Regions from separate parts of the Homo sapiens genome. Here region 1 is linked to region 2. A link is a contact called in ENCODE Hi-C or POLR2A ChIA-PET data. All regions are on one chromosome and are shown on one strand. The core of a region is the stretch at or near the end of the contact, and the rest is flanking DNA. Distances in the headings are between cores, read along the strand shown.

Region 1 (6,647 bases), core at 2,818-5,317, 140 kb before region 2:
AGGCCAGGAATGCTGCTGACATCCTATGCTGCCTGCACAGGGCAACCCCCACAACCAAGAGCTATCCAGTCCCAAATGTCAATAGTGCTGAGGTTGAGAAAGCCTACCTTACTGAAACCACCCCCACCTTAGAGTGTTGTAAGAGGCACACACAAGCTGGTAAGGCCTCCTGGCAGCAGGAAGGGAGGAGGGGCCCCTGCAGCAGCCTGGCATGGCACGCCAAGCTGCTGACTGTTCTTGGCAATTGCCAGTGAGGAGGTTAAAATGAGGCATCCATGCAGGTCTTTTCTTCAACAATTCCTCCAAATTAGAAACTCAATGATAGCAACAGATCAGAGAAGTTTGCTTAATGGGAAACTTTTCACTCCACTCATCTTGCAAAAGAGAATTTTGAATCAACAACAAAGGGCTGTAACACTGACATAAAATGACCCTCCGTGAACATCAGTACGTTAGGAAGTGCAGAGTGTAGATGACCTGGCACGTACTCAGAGTTCAGCTTCTGTTAGTTTGGAAGCTAAAGCTCATACCGTCTTTAACGCAACCAAGCAACAGTGAGTCAAGACATCCAGGGTAGGTTCAGAGAATGAGCTGTTCAGCCTAAACCTACGTAATATTCTGTGGGTGATCGAAAAAAAATATATATATATATGTGAACACTGTTTAACCTAACTGAAATAATTTAAATGAACTTAGCTCTAAATCCAGAATTCACTCCTATAAAAAGTGACATTAAAAGTGACTGAATAAGTCTCTGAAGGACAGAAATCTGTCCTTTCAGGAATGACTCGAGTGGTCACTGTTTTGAACTGGCTCAAACATCACTCTACATGAATCCGAATACATCAGCCACTGGTCCACTTGCTAGAAGAACTGCGAGTGACCAAGCACCACAGGAATTTGCCAAGACTTAGGAAGACTCACTAGGTAGAGGGCGAGGCACTGTGATCGCTCTGGTTATCTCATACGAGCAGGGAAAATGCATGACTACTCATCGAGAACTTTTACTGCAGATGTGATTTTACAGACGGGTGATTTGGGTGGCATCTTCAGAAACTGAATAGAGATGTGGCCCTCGGTAGCCTGCAGACCCGACTGTCACCCCCTTATAAATGGGAGAGGCATTCTAGAAGAGGTAGTGTTTGAGGAAGAGTGGAGTTTTAGATCTTTCTTTCCTGATTTTTAAAATCACTCCCTTTGGAGTGGTCACAATGACAAAACATCCCTACAACAGCCAAACTTCTGCTACAAACAGAAGTTACACTGGAAGGCTTTTGGTCCCAGGACAGTCTGCAGAGTAATATTTCGGCTGGACTCCTGCTGCCTCCCAAAGTCTTTATTTCATTGAGTCCTGTCAATGAAATAAACTAGTGTGAAACTCAAGAAATGAACTAGTATTCAAATAAAGACTGCACTGTGACTACCAAGTGGAACATAGCTCATCAAATGCTGCTTCCTAAACTCCCTATCATGTTATAATGGAAATAATTAAAGTTTAACGATTACTCTTAAGGTGGTTATTATGTTGGATAAGAGTTTTCTGAGGTCTGCAGGAAGAGATGATAAAGGGAGTGAAAGTTCACTTCTGGTCCATTAATTGAAAAATCAATCAATGGGGAAATCATAAAAAATTGACACGTACCTAACTTAAACATGTTATTTTAATTTGAATCGCATGAATTGAAATCTCCCATTTGAATGATTTCAAGTTAGGGCAGCCTTTAGAGGTGAGGCCCAGACGTTTTCTTTGAATGTGGCACCCCCACTACAGTTTCAAATGATCTGCCATGAGCCACACCAATTTTCCTGTCTTTAAAGTGGAGCAAAGTCCTGTGGCAGAATCTGAGATCAGAATCCTTCTGAATCCATACTTGACCTGTCTCTACCTTTTTCATTGAATATTTTGTGGTACCCCACTCTTTCCAAAGCACTGAATCCACAGCAATGACTATCTTCTCATGCCTCAGTGGTTTGCATGACATTCAATAATCACATCATTTCAATAGTGAGTACTAATTGTATAAACAGGTCCAGGAACAAATCTAGCATCCTCTTGGTAAGCATGAACCTTGAGAAGTAAGGACAGAGAGTCACAGGACAAAGACAGAGAAGCCAGTTAGTTAAGGGTCCCAGCATCATGGGTGCACCACTTATGTCGTGAAAGGACAGGGCCATATGGTTAATCTAGCACATCAGCTAAGAGGGCTTATGTAATCCTATCTGACTACCAAGCACTGGTCTGTGTGATTCTGCCCTGGTGGCTGAGAGTTGCTGATACACAGGGTCACTTCCCTCAGGGTCCCACTGAGCAAAGAGAAAGGGGAGGGTGAGCAATGGGGATTGAGCTGGATGACCTCGCAGCTTGCGGTCAGTTCTGTGAGTCACCCCCAAATGTCAGAAGCTTAAGAATAGAAGTTTCTTCGGTAGAAAAGTGTTCAGAACCCAGTGAGTTCCTTGGGCAGGAGGAGTCACCTATTCAGGTGACTCAGTAGCAGTGTACATGGGTGGCCACAGCATCTCGGAAGTATAGACTCCAAGTGAGCCAGAGGGTGTCTCCAAATTTCAAAGGCTTTACAAATCTACATCCATGTCTTGTTCTCCCATGCAAACTTACAGCCAAGTCCTCCTTGAATTCCTGCATATGAATCTGTAGAAACACAATTCCAGCAGCAGGGGAAAGTATAGCTCAGGTTACAGTCCTTGCTGTCAGATCAAAGCCTGGCTCTTAGTTGCAAGGACCTGAATCCGGGAGTTCAGGAACTTTCCTGTGAGTCCCTACACCACCATTACAACCCACTTCTCCATATGCACCATGGGATGCCTGGAACACCCCGGGATTGGGTAGCTTAAAGGAATTTCAAAATAAATCTTAAAATGTCACATGACTGTGGTTGTCCCAGAGGCTTGAGAACACGTGGGGCCATCACAGCTGCCAGTGTTCACACATTGTAATGTCATACCCTGCTTTCTGGAAGGCCAAAAGCCCTGGAGGGAAATGAATTTGACCCTGCCTGTCTTGCATTTAAACACCACTTTTCACTCGAAACCCAATTACCCTCTCCGAGCAGCATAGCTATCCACCGTGTTTCCAGTAATGCCTGGCCCAGGGAGATGAAAAGGATACTGTGTTCAAGACCCGGCTGCCTGGGGCTTTAGCACCACAGGCCTGTAATAAATGGGTACCTTTGCCATGGGAGGCGGTACATATTTCTCTGTGAAAAATAATTCTGTCATGGAAATATAGAGGACTAGGGAAAAGCATCAAAAGGACAAACGGTCTTGATGCAATTTCAAGGCGGGGGGAAAACCACCAGTACGACAAGCGAAAGGTGAGAAACATCAGCCCGTGAGAGCCTGCCGCGTACCTGCAAGGTTAGGGCTGAGCTTCTCTGCCCTCTCTCTTGGGTGGGGTGTCTGTTCAGTCTCCAGGTCCTCTGGGGTTGCACTAAGGGATCATCAAGGTCCCTTCCAGATCTGAAATCCCAGGAGCTGCTTTTTACAATTATGCAAGGGATGTAACTATGGGTTTCAAGAGACTGCACAGAAGGGTAAAAGTGTGGAGAGTCACAAGGCATTCCTCAGCTGAAAAACACCTCTCCCTTATTGGCAAATCTATTGACTCAGAGCTGAGTAACACTTCTTCGGCAGAGGATTGATGGGCTTCCTCCTAGACCACTGAAACCCCAAGTACCAAACGTGATCTTTCTGACAAATTTTGAGATGGTTGACACAGCTACATCTTTTTCTAAGATGACAGACATCCCTTCGGTTGTGATGCAGACCGACTGTGCTACTCTAATTAAAACCATCTCAGCATGAAAGAAGATTAAAAGAGATTCCAGTTTCCGTTTTCTTTAGGAAAACTTTTCTGGCTTATCTTCCATATTTCTTGTCAAAATATGCCGTAATTATTTCAGAAAATGTTTTGTGGATAAATTACTAATATAATCTTTGCTCATAAGCAGCTGAAATTTCTTCTCTCCAGCCCTATTTTGGTAATTCTTTTGTCGGACTAATCTGATGAGTCACACCACGGATGATTCAGCTTTTGTTCGGATGTGGTTTCAGAAAGGAACAATGAAACATCATCGGCAAACCAGCCATTCTCTCCTTCGCTGAAATGGTTAATTTGTAACATAGTACTGCGACAAAATGGCCTGAATTCTAATGTGTACATTTTCATGAAAATAACATGGACCAACTGCAATCCAAGGGCTTTTGGAGATGAAAGCAAGATTTAAAACATAACAGGAATTCTGACTCAGATTCATTAAACAGCATCTCTCCCAGAATTTAGAATCTTCTCGTCAAGTGGTAGAATTCCTACCATCAGTTGCAAGCCCTGAGTGACCACATCCTCCCGGAGCACGCTGTGTCTGCTTCATTTCTGGATCATCACAGCCACCACACAAAGTGGCCTCAAGTGACACTAATAATTCTGCAGTGGATCAATGAGTGGGCTTGGAACCTGACTGGATGGGAACGCCACAAGGCTCCACACCACTTGTCTGACATCAGAGAGGGGGAGCTTGTGAAACGCATTGCTGTGTACTCCATGCTTTCACTGTTTGATATGATCCATGATGGTCAAGGACAGGTGGAATTTTTTTTTTTTTTTTTTTTTTTTTTTTTGAGACAGAGTCTCACTCTGTTGCCCAGGCTGGAGTGCAGTGGTGCAATCTCGGCTCACTGCACCCTCCTCCTCCTGGGTTGAAGCAATTCTTCTGCCTCAGCCTCCCGAGTAGCTGGGACTACGTGCGCGCACCGCCAATCCTGGCTAATTTTTGTATTTTTAGTAGAGATGGGGTTTCACCATATTGGCCAGGCTGTTCTCAAACTCCTGACCTCATGATCCACCCGCCTCGACTTCCCAAAGTGCTAGGATTACAGGCATGAGCCACCGTGCCCAGACAAGGACAGGTGGAATTTTAAACAACCACTTTGATAAAAATGCCTTAGCCCTTTCCATTTGGGGTCCTAAAGGGTATTAATTGAACAGGTGTTTTTCAAGGGACCTCCTAAGGACAAGTTCTGCACCAGGCCCTGGGAGACTGGGAGGAGTGTGAAGCTGCTGAAGACACCTCCATGCATGCCCCTTACCCTGGGACCCCGGGATGAGGGTAAGGACAGAGCTCTGGCGAGAGAGAGCCCTCTGTATGGAAGGTGAGAGCCACAGGTGCAAGGACGTAAAAGGCAGGCGAGGAGGAGGTGAAGGAAGCCAGGGTGCCCGACCTGGCAAAGCAGACTCCAAAGAAAACAAGATAATCGTGGAGGGAGGCCAGGTTAGGGAGGATTTGGATGGCCTCTCTAGAGCCCTCCAGGCTACGGCGTTAGGAACAACTGGCAGGAACTAGGAGGACAAACAGCCAGGGCACCCCCAAGGATGGATGGGAAACCTCGCGACCCGTGAACACTCCCCCTTAGACAGGCTGGAGAACATCCCAGTCCACCACAATCCTTGACGGCTTCTCAAGTAGGAAGCTCCAAAAGAAGGCAAGTTCCTTCCCCAAATGACTGGAGGATTTCAGGAAAGATGAGGAAAATATCTAACATTATGAGACTGAATGAAGAATTCACAAAAGTGATGGGTTGTATTTTCTCACATCATTCTTGGTAATGTATTACAACACCAATAAGACCACAAAACAGAGGGTGCAAAGAGTTCTAGATAAAATCACGCACACTGGCACTTCACTGATTCCGAGTGTATTGCAAAAAGAAAGCTGGTCAGGATAGTGCACGATCAAGACAGCCGGCAGAACCGGGCACCTCCTGACTAATGGAGACCTATTGTTAAGAGTGGTAATTGCATTTGTATGCAGAATCCGTGCCAATTCCAGCCTGTCCGGAGCCCACTTGGAGTGGAGTCTCTGCAGCCTTTGTCATTCAGCGATTATCTCTTCATGGAAGTGCCCTTTCCAGCCCTGCTTCAATGACCACCACTTGTGCATATTAAGTTCTTTAGCAGCATGAACTGAGGTGGGGGAAATTCGCCTTTTGCCTAATGTTTAGTGCTCTGTTCTTAGTATTTATGGTGAGTGACAGGGTAGGAAGATGAGAGAAAGGAATCCCTGGATAACACCTTACATACACAATGTTATTCTGGGGTAAGGAAATACTTTTGTTTAATGAAGTCAGGAAAAAAGAATGATTCTGACAGATCTCTAAATTCTTCTTGAAAATTCCCAAAGCTAATAATCCAAGTTTTTTCTTTTCTATTTGAAATCCAAAAATATATTATTTATGTCCCTCGAATATGTACGGATTTAGGTTTAGTCATTTTTACTAATGTTTAGCAATGCCTTAATTCTCTTATTTAGATGCTAGGAAACTTGTTACAGCCATTAACTGTAACTAAAACTGATTACCCATCTCAACATATTATTTGTGAAACAATTAGTTAAAATTTATTAGCAGAGAAAGGCTAATTATACTGATAGTCCCAGCCTTTGGTTATACCCCAAGGTCAAAGTTAAGGAGGCATTTACCAATGTCCAAAACAGCATGAGGGGACTACGCTGTCAGTTTCATGGGAAGATAAAGATAATTCATGTTTAGATGAGTATGGAGATTTTTCTGGGGGTAAATACGGGACGCAGTCCTGGCCACGATGTCTAGGGCTGGGTCGTATGAAATTCCATGGGGAA
Region 2 (6,210 bases), core at 2,084-4,583:
GGTGTCTGTATCTGTGTGTGTGCGCGTGTGTCTGTGTTTGTGGTGTTTATATCTGTGTTAGTGTGTGTGTGTGTGGTGTGTGTGTGTGTATGTGCGTATGTCTGTGTTTGTGGTATTTGTATCTGTGTGTGTGTATGTGTGCATGTGTGTGTGTGTATGTGTGTGTGTGTGCAGCTGTCCCCTCTTCAGATGCCTCCAGAGCAGAACCTGCCCTCCATCACCCTCAGCTCAGCGCCCTGCCCTGCGTGGAAGGAACTGAGACAGTCACAGGCCTGTTCTCCAGCAGCCTGCCTTCTGAGCAGCACTGGGAGGTAACCGACAGCGGTGCCGGCACCTCCGGCTGTCCCTGACGGGAGCAGCCCTGCTTGATTCAATCCCGCACCTCACGCCCTGTCCTCTGGCTGCCCATTCCTATATCCGCTATCCTGGAAATGGCATTCTCCTTTGCTCAGATTTCCATTAGCTGGAGCTGAGAAGTCAAAAGTCACTGATGATGTTTTGTTCTTTGCCAGCTGGTGAAACCCCCTTTCCTCTTGCTATCTAGTGAGTCCCTCTAATTTATTCAAAAGTAGCTACTGAGCACCTACTATGTGCCAGGCAAATACTGGGCACTGCACCTACTGGAGACATAGGGCAGACCCTCACGACCTCCCCTGACAGGTGTTTAGCTTCCATTGCCAACGGTCAAACACTAACTCCATGGTCTCTTAGAGAAATATGCAACTGCGAAGTTCTCACGGGAGAAGTCCTGAGCACACTGCAAGGCATCCTGGGACCACAGTCTCAAGGGTCACAGAGGAAGGGACTTCGGGGCTGAGACCTGCAGGAAGTGAGGGAACTGCAGGCCTGTCCTCACCCAGGGGAGGTGGAGCCCCCAGACGCTGTGGTAAGACAGTGCGGAGGCTGGGGTGGCAGGGACTGTGGTCTATCTGAAGGATGGGGGGCACCCAGAGTGGGGCTCAGGAACAAGAGTCAGGCTCTGACCTGACACCCTGTGGCTACAGGGAATGGGTAGGCAGGAGAACAGAGCACAGTGGGGATGGAATCGCAGCAGGGAGGCCACCGCATGATCCTAGCTGGCTGGCAGGACGTGAATGCCACTATGGAGGGTGGGAGAGGGACCAGCGTGAAGGTCAAGTCAGCAGAACCACGGGGAGTTGGGGTAGGAGGAGGCGCAGCTTACAGAGACGGTGCCCCTTGCAGGCACAACCACTAGCAAGTCCCGGGGGCACCGTTCCTTGAAATAGGAAGACCCGCTCGCTCCAGGCAGAGCTGCCTGAAGGGCAAGCACCCAGAGTGGGGAAGGAAAGAAGAGCCCCGAAGAGGCAGGAGAAAGGCCCACTTTGAGAGCTCACAAGGGGACAGAGACCTCAGAGATAACAGGGGAAATGGAAAACTGGGACAGATGGTGCCCATGCAGCCACAGGGCTCCTGGTGGGAGACGGGGGCAGAGGGGGCGGGGGCGCTCAGGGAGAGGGCCGATGCTGGGAGGCAGAAGGGTGAAGATGAATGGGAGACGAAGACCAGAGGGAGAGGCCACATAGACAGAGACAGATGTATTACTCAGGGTAGGACTGCTTCTTGGTGTTTCTTTTCTTTCCTTTTTTTTTTTAAATATTTTTTTTCTTTTTCCTTTCTTTTTAAGATATGAAATTCCAGATCATGGGAGGGAGAGTTTGAAGAAGGAAGAACCACCAATAGAAAGCGGTCCCCAAAGAGGTATCGGGGATGGCACCCAGACAGGAGCACATGTACCACTGCCCAGAATGTGCATTTCACTAGACAAGTGACCACAAAAGGCAAGTGGGAGCTAAACCCTGCCTCTACTCGCTCACAGAGCCACAGGTCCTGGCGCTGGCTGCATCTCCCTACTCACCTGGTTGATGAGGCCCCTTTTTCTAATTCACACAAAAGCACCCTGAGCTAACAGCAGCTCCAGACCTGCAGAATAGGTAAGCAGACAGATGGGCAAAGGGCCAGGCACTTCCTCACCCTAACCCCCAGCCCTGGCCTCCGGGAGAGCAAACCAAAGCCCAGACCCTGACAGAAGAGCCTGAGGAACTGGCACCGTGGCTCACAGGGAGCTGGTCTTCCCTGGGACACCAGGATGCAGCTAAGAGTTTCTCAAATCTCAGGAGTTTGAGTCCAAAAGCCTCCCTGGAGAATGAATGTCCACAAAATATATCTTACAGAAAGATGCTCTTTGAAGGATTGCAGGATGTGGTGAGGTCATTATCTACAGAGGTCAAAGGTTGAGACATGAGGATGGAACACTTAACACTTAATATTAGAAATCCTGTGTTTCAAACACCTTTCTCAGAAACGCCGGCCTGCGCAAATATCTTAATACATAAACTAATGCACTAGTGACACATTAAATTTATTACCACACGCTTTAAAAATGGAAATTAAATGTTCCTGATTATGCTGTGTTTTAAATGCTTTTCTCACAGGAGAAAAAAGTGCATTTGGGGTTGACATTTGCTTAAGCAGAATAACTAAAAACAAAGAGGATTAGCATACATTCTATCTCAAACAACAGAACCAGATGTCTGGAGTCTTCATGAATTCACTGTCCACATAAAATGTCCCACACCTCTGGGTTCAGGGATCAGAATAATTTGGATTAAATATTCAGGATTTTTGTCTCTTGTGAAGAGGAAACATGTTGGCATAAACCAAAAACTGGCCAAGGCCAAGTGGTGAGCTCAAGAGACAGGAGGCGCATGTGGACAGAGGTGTGAAAAAACCCAGTGGTTCTCTCTGAAGATGAGTATCTCCTCCATGTCCCTTCCACTCCTGGGGCCGCTAACAGTCACTTGACAGACAAGCAAGGATCAGGTTAAGCCTGGGCTGCTGGTGATAAAATGAGCGCCGGTGGGCAGCGCCCTGCAGTCCCGGCGGCCGATCTGTGTGGCTGCCCTCACTGGCCACATCACTCACCTCTGACCTGAATTCCACCCACCATTGTGCCCTGGAGAAAATTCAGGTTCAAGGAAAACAAGCACTAGTCATGTTGCCTAAGGCCATTCTGATTCAGGAAGTCACCTGTGATCCCCTTGACAAAACTATCACTGTTCTTCTCCCTCAGTTTTCACTGTGACTTGAAAATGCCCACTCCTCCCAGAAGTTCAAGGAACTGGACCCCCGGACATGAGCCCAAGGTTCGCCGGCTTCAAAGATCCTGGCCACACACCAGTGAGCCTGGCAGAGGCAGGCTTCTGGTCCTCTTTCCCAGTGATTTCCTGCTGGCCTGACACCAAACTCCACTTTCCCTGAATGACTCTAATAAAAGTTTATCAAAACTCCGATGACTGCAAAAGAAACTGGAGATCCGAGGGCAGTCCCAGCTCGAAGCACTGAAGGATCGGCTGGCAACCTTTGCACTGGCACTCCCAGCCTGAGAGTGACTCCAATCTAAACAGCCCTAATTGGACCTCCCCGTGGTTTTCAATTAAAGTGTAAATTGGGAGGGCTGTTAATTTAGGAGAAGATGGGTCCTGGGTCAGCTGAAAATCGCTCTGTCTGCAGAGGCCACATCTCATTAACGTTCTGGGTTGGGGTTTTTGTCCTGCTACTGTTTGCCAGAAAGGGGGGTAGTTCACACCAGAAGAAAGCTGGAGGTCCCTGCAGATCCCTAGGAAGGCTCATTCTCTAAAACATTCTTCAGGCTCAATTCACATTCTCCTTTAGAACAGTGGAAATGAATCAAGATAATTGTTTTTTAAAAGTCTAGTGACATAAGGTAGCTGGACGATGAAGCAGGTCTGTTCACCTAAGCTCTACCGCGTTTACGGGCAGTCTGCATGGATCAGGGAGTGAGACGGTCAAGTTCTGAAGGTGACTTCCCCTTGGGCTGGAGGCGGGGCCTCAGTCACAGTTGTTTCCTGGCAGCCCTCCTGGCCAGCCAAGTGCCAACTGTCACCAGCCCGAGGTGACTGATTCATTCCTTCTGCCAGCAGCAGGTCAGCTGCTCAGAAACGTGTCAGTGCAGGATTAAAAACAGTGAGTGTGAGGCGGAGTGTAGGGGCGGAGAAATCACTTAAATGACAGAACTCAGGGGAGCAAGTCTGCACAAATGAAATCACCTTCTTAGGGAGACCAGCAGGGAAGACCCAGAACAGGCAAAGATTAGCACACAACACGGGCAGAGGGAGTTACGCCTACCGCCTGCATGTTCCTCTAAACTTCTAATCTGACCCCACTCTCCATCCAGGAGTGGGCTCTCAGCAATGTTCACAAAGGTGACGGGCAAGAAAACCATCATGCACTGTACACAGGGGCAACTGTCACACACATTCTCCACCACGATCACTGTCATCCCCATCATTATCACCACCATCATGATCAACATCAAACTAAAACCAACCCAGACAGCACTGCCCCAACGCATGCAAATACACGCTGATAGAAACAAAATAGGAAAATACGTACCCTGCCCCTTGTGGTTGACTTCTTTGGCAGCGATGACTTTGTTTATAACAGTCTGAAGGAAGTCATTCTCCCCTGCCACCCTGGGTGAAAAACGGGATGACATGTTCAGCGGCTTGTGTCGAATGGCGTCGTCCAACGCGAGCCTGGAGGGCACGGGACGACCAAGACCACAGGAGACAAAGGGGCACAGAGACCCATGGGCCACGGTAACAAGGGAACATAAGAGATCATCGTCACCGAGTGCGAGAGGGAGGCATCATGAGTCAACGCACGACAAAGGATGGGAGAGGTGACAAGAGAAACAGGGAAAAGCATTGATCAGGAAAATGCTGAACCACGAGAGGGAACAGAGCAAATGAGGGCAACCCTCTCCCCAGGAATAAACGTGCACCAGGCCTCCACTGCATCTCCATCAGACTCTTGTGTTTAAAAAAAGGAGCTTGTCTGAAAGCCACATGGTTGAAAGGCATTTAATCCCAAAGAATGTTTATGGCCATTCCTCCAATTTCAATTAATTCTGAACATAGCATAGGTCAAGGGGCAGGTTGATCTAAAGGGAAAAGCAAAATCAAGATTTAAAAAAAAAAAAATCCCTGGAACCTAACTGCTTGCAAAGGCTTTCTACTCTACCCTCCTGGACTACGTACACAATAGTCCCTCAAGTGACTACATGTGAGAAGAATGGTACCGTGTGTGGAGAACACCACTGCCTAGTCCCACGTGTGGCGCTGTTATGAACACAGACCACCCACGTTTTCAGGGCCCATGAACCAGGAGCCTGTGACAGATGCTGCGCTGTACGAGAGACTGGCTACAAACGGGGGGCATATGCCCAAATAGAAATACCATGTAGCACAGCGAAGTGCACTATGAAATGAGCAAGAAAATAGACAGCATGGCCATAATGTTTAAAATCAATCCTGGGAACAAGGACAGTGCTATCCATCACTTGAGCCACATGACTCGAGGGAACTGAAGACTGTTGTCATTTACGTCACCAAGTTAAAAAAGACAGGGAGGGAGGGAGATGTGCAATGTGCTTCCTTCTCTAAAACCAACCCTGTGAGATAATAAATCAGTTTTAATGGAGCAAAAAATGGTTTCATTAGCACGACATTTCCCAAAGAACTGGTTTCACTGCTTATTTTGCTATTAAAAATCATGCTGTTCTTTTGTTTCCAACACTTCAAATATTCATCTGTCTATTAGTCTTCCTTTAATGGAGCATGGAGTCACAAATTACATAAGAGTTACACATGGAATAACATATTTTTCAAGTGGACATTCCACTACAAGATAGAAAAAGATGGCGTCAAAGCACAGGCAATCTCAAACAACTCATAACATGTTCTGTGAAAATCAGTGAATCTAAAACTAATAACCTCCCTAACCTTTCAAACAATCCCTCAGGTTGGGTTTGTTTTTGTTTTTGTTTTTGTTTTTGACTTTTCACAGAGGACACTAGCAGGCAACAGGTAATTTCAACTTAGTGTTACATCTGGGCATCAAGAACCTCTGAGGTCTAATATATAATACAGCATTCAAAACAGCAGGGGGCTGCATTATTTCTCATGAGAGAATGAGGCAATTTAATATTATAATTTTACAAAGGTGTATTTTATTTATGACCTCAATATCTGCCCATGTTCCATGATACTGTTCCCCTTGTTTGCTAAGGAAACTTCCAGATTCTGCAGCACTGTGTTCCCTTTATAAACTCTCCTCACTGGATGGGACTACAAAACAACATAATCCAGCAGAGCTTTCTGCAGTGCT

Evidence for each region. A loop is a pair of places that touch in the nucleus more often than their neighbours do. ChIA-PET counts read pairs that join two places held with the same protein, here RNA polymerase II (POLR2A). Pooled maps may share reads with other maps.
Region 1: a loop to region 2 is called in a map of PC-9, with 4 times the contacts of the local background. The contact joins two enhancer-like sites. A Hi-C loop is called at or near these places in 1 of 168 maps with a recorded cell type or tissue (PC-9) and 1 of 50 pooled maps. POLR2A ChIA-PET finds 5 or more read pairs at or near these places in 1 of 52 experiments (HEK293).

Annotation. Positions count from the first base shown.
Region 1 is chr10:127,146,016-127,152,662 of GRCh38, reverse strand. All of the region lies in intron 27 of DOCK1 (dedicator of cytokinesis 1), which reads right to left. The region is part of intron 5 of INSYN2A (inhibitory synaptic factor 2A); the gene reads left to right. Among named protein-coding and RNA genes, the nearest start is that of INSYN2A, 47 kb to the left of the region's middle. RefSeq lists an enhancer at 3,241-4,440. Within about 2 kb of position 4,067, at least 6 of the 41 ENCODE cell types and tissues checked have a DNase peak (open chromatin) inside an H3K27ac peak, as active enhancers do; they include PC-9, where a contact is called at or near this core.
Region 2 is chr10:127,010,599-127,016,808 of GRCh38, reverse strand. It overlaps DOCK1 (dedicator of cytokinesis 1), which reads right to left. Exons shown (of 52, transcript NM_001290223.2): 12 at 4,435-4,577. It overlaps DOCK1-AS1 (DOCK1 antisense RNA 1), which reads left to right. Exons shown (of 5, transcript NR_188215.1): 3 at 712-886; 4 at 1,646-1,799; 5 at 3,092-3,311. Among named protein-coding and RNA genes, the nearest start is that of DOCK1-AS1, 13 kb to the left of the region's middle. Within about 2 kb of position 3,333, at least 11 of the 41 ENCODE cell types and tissues checked have a DNase peak (open chromatin) inside an H3K27ac peak, as active enhancers do; they include PC-9, where a contact is called at or near this core.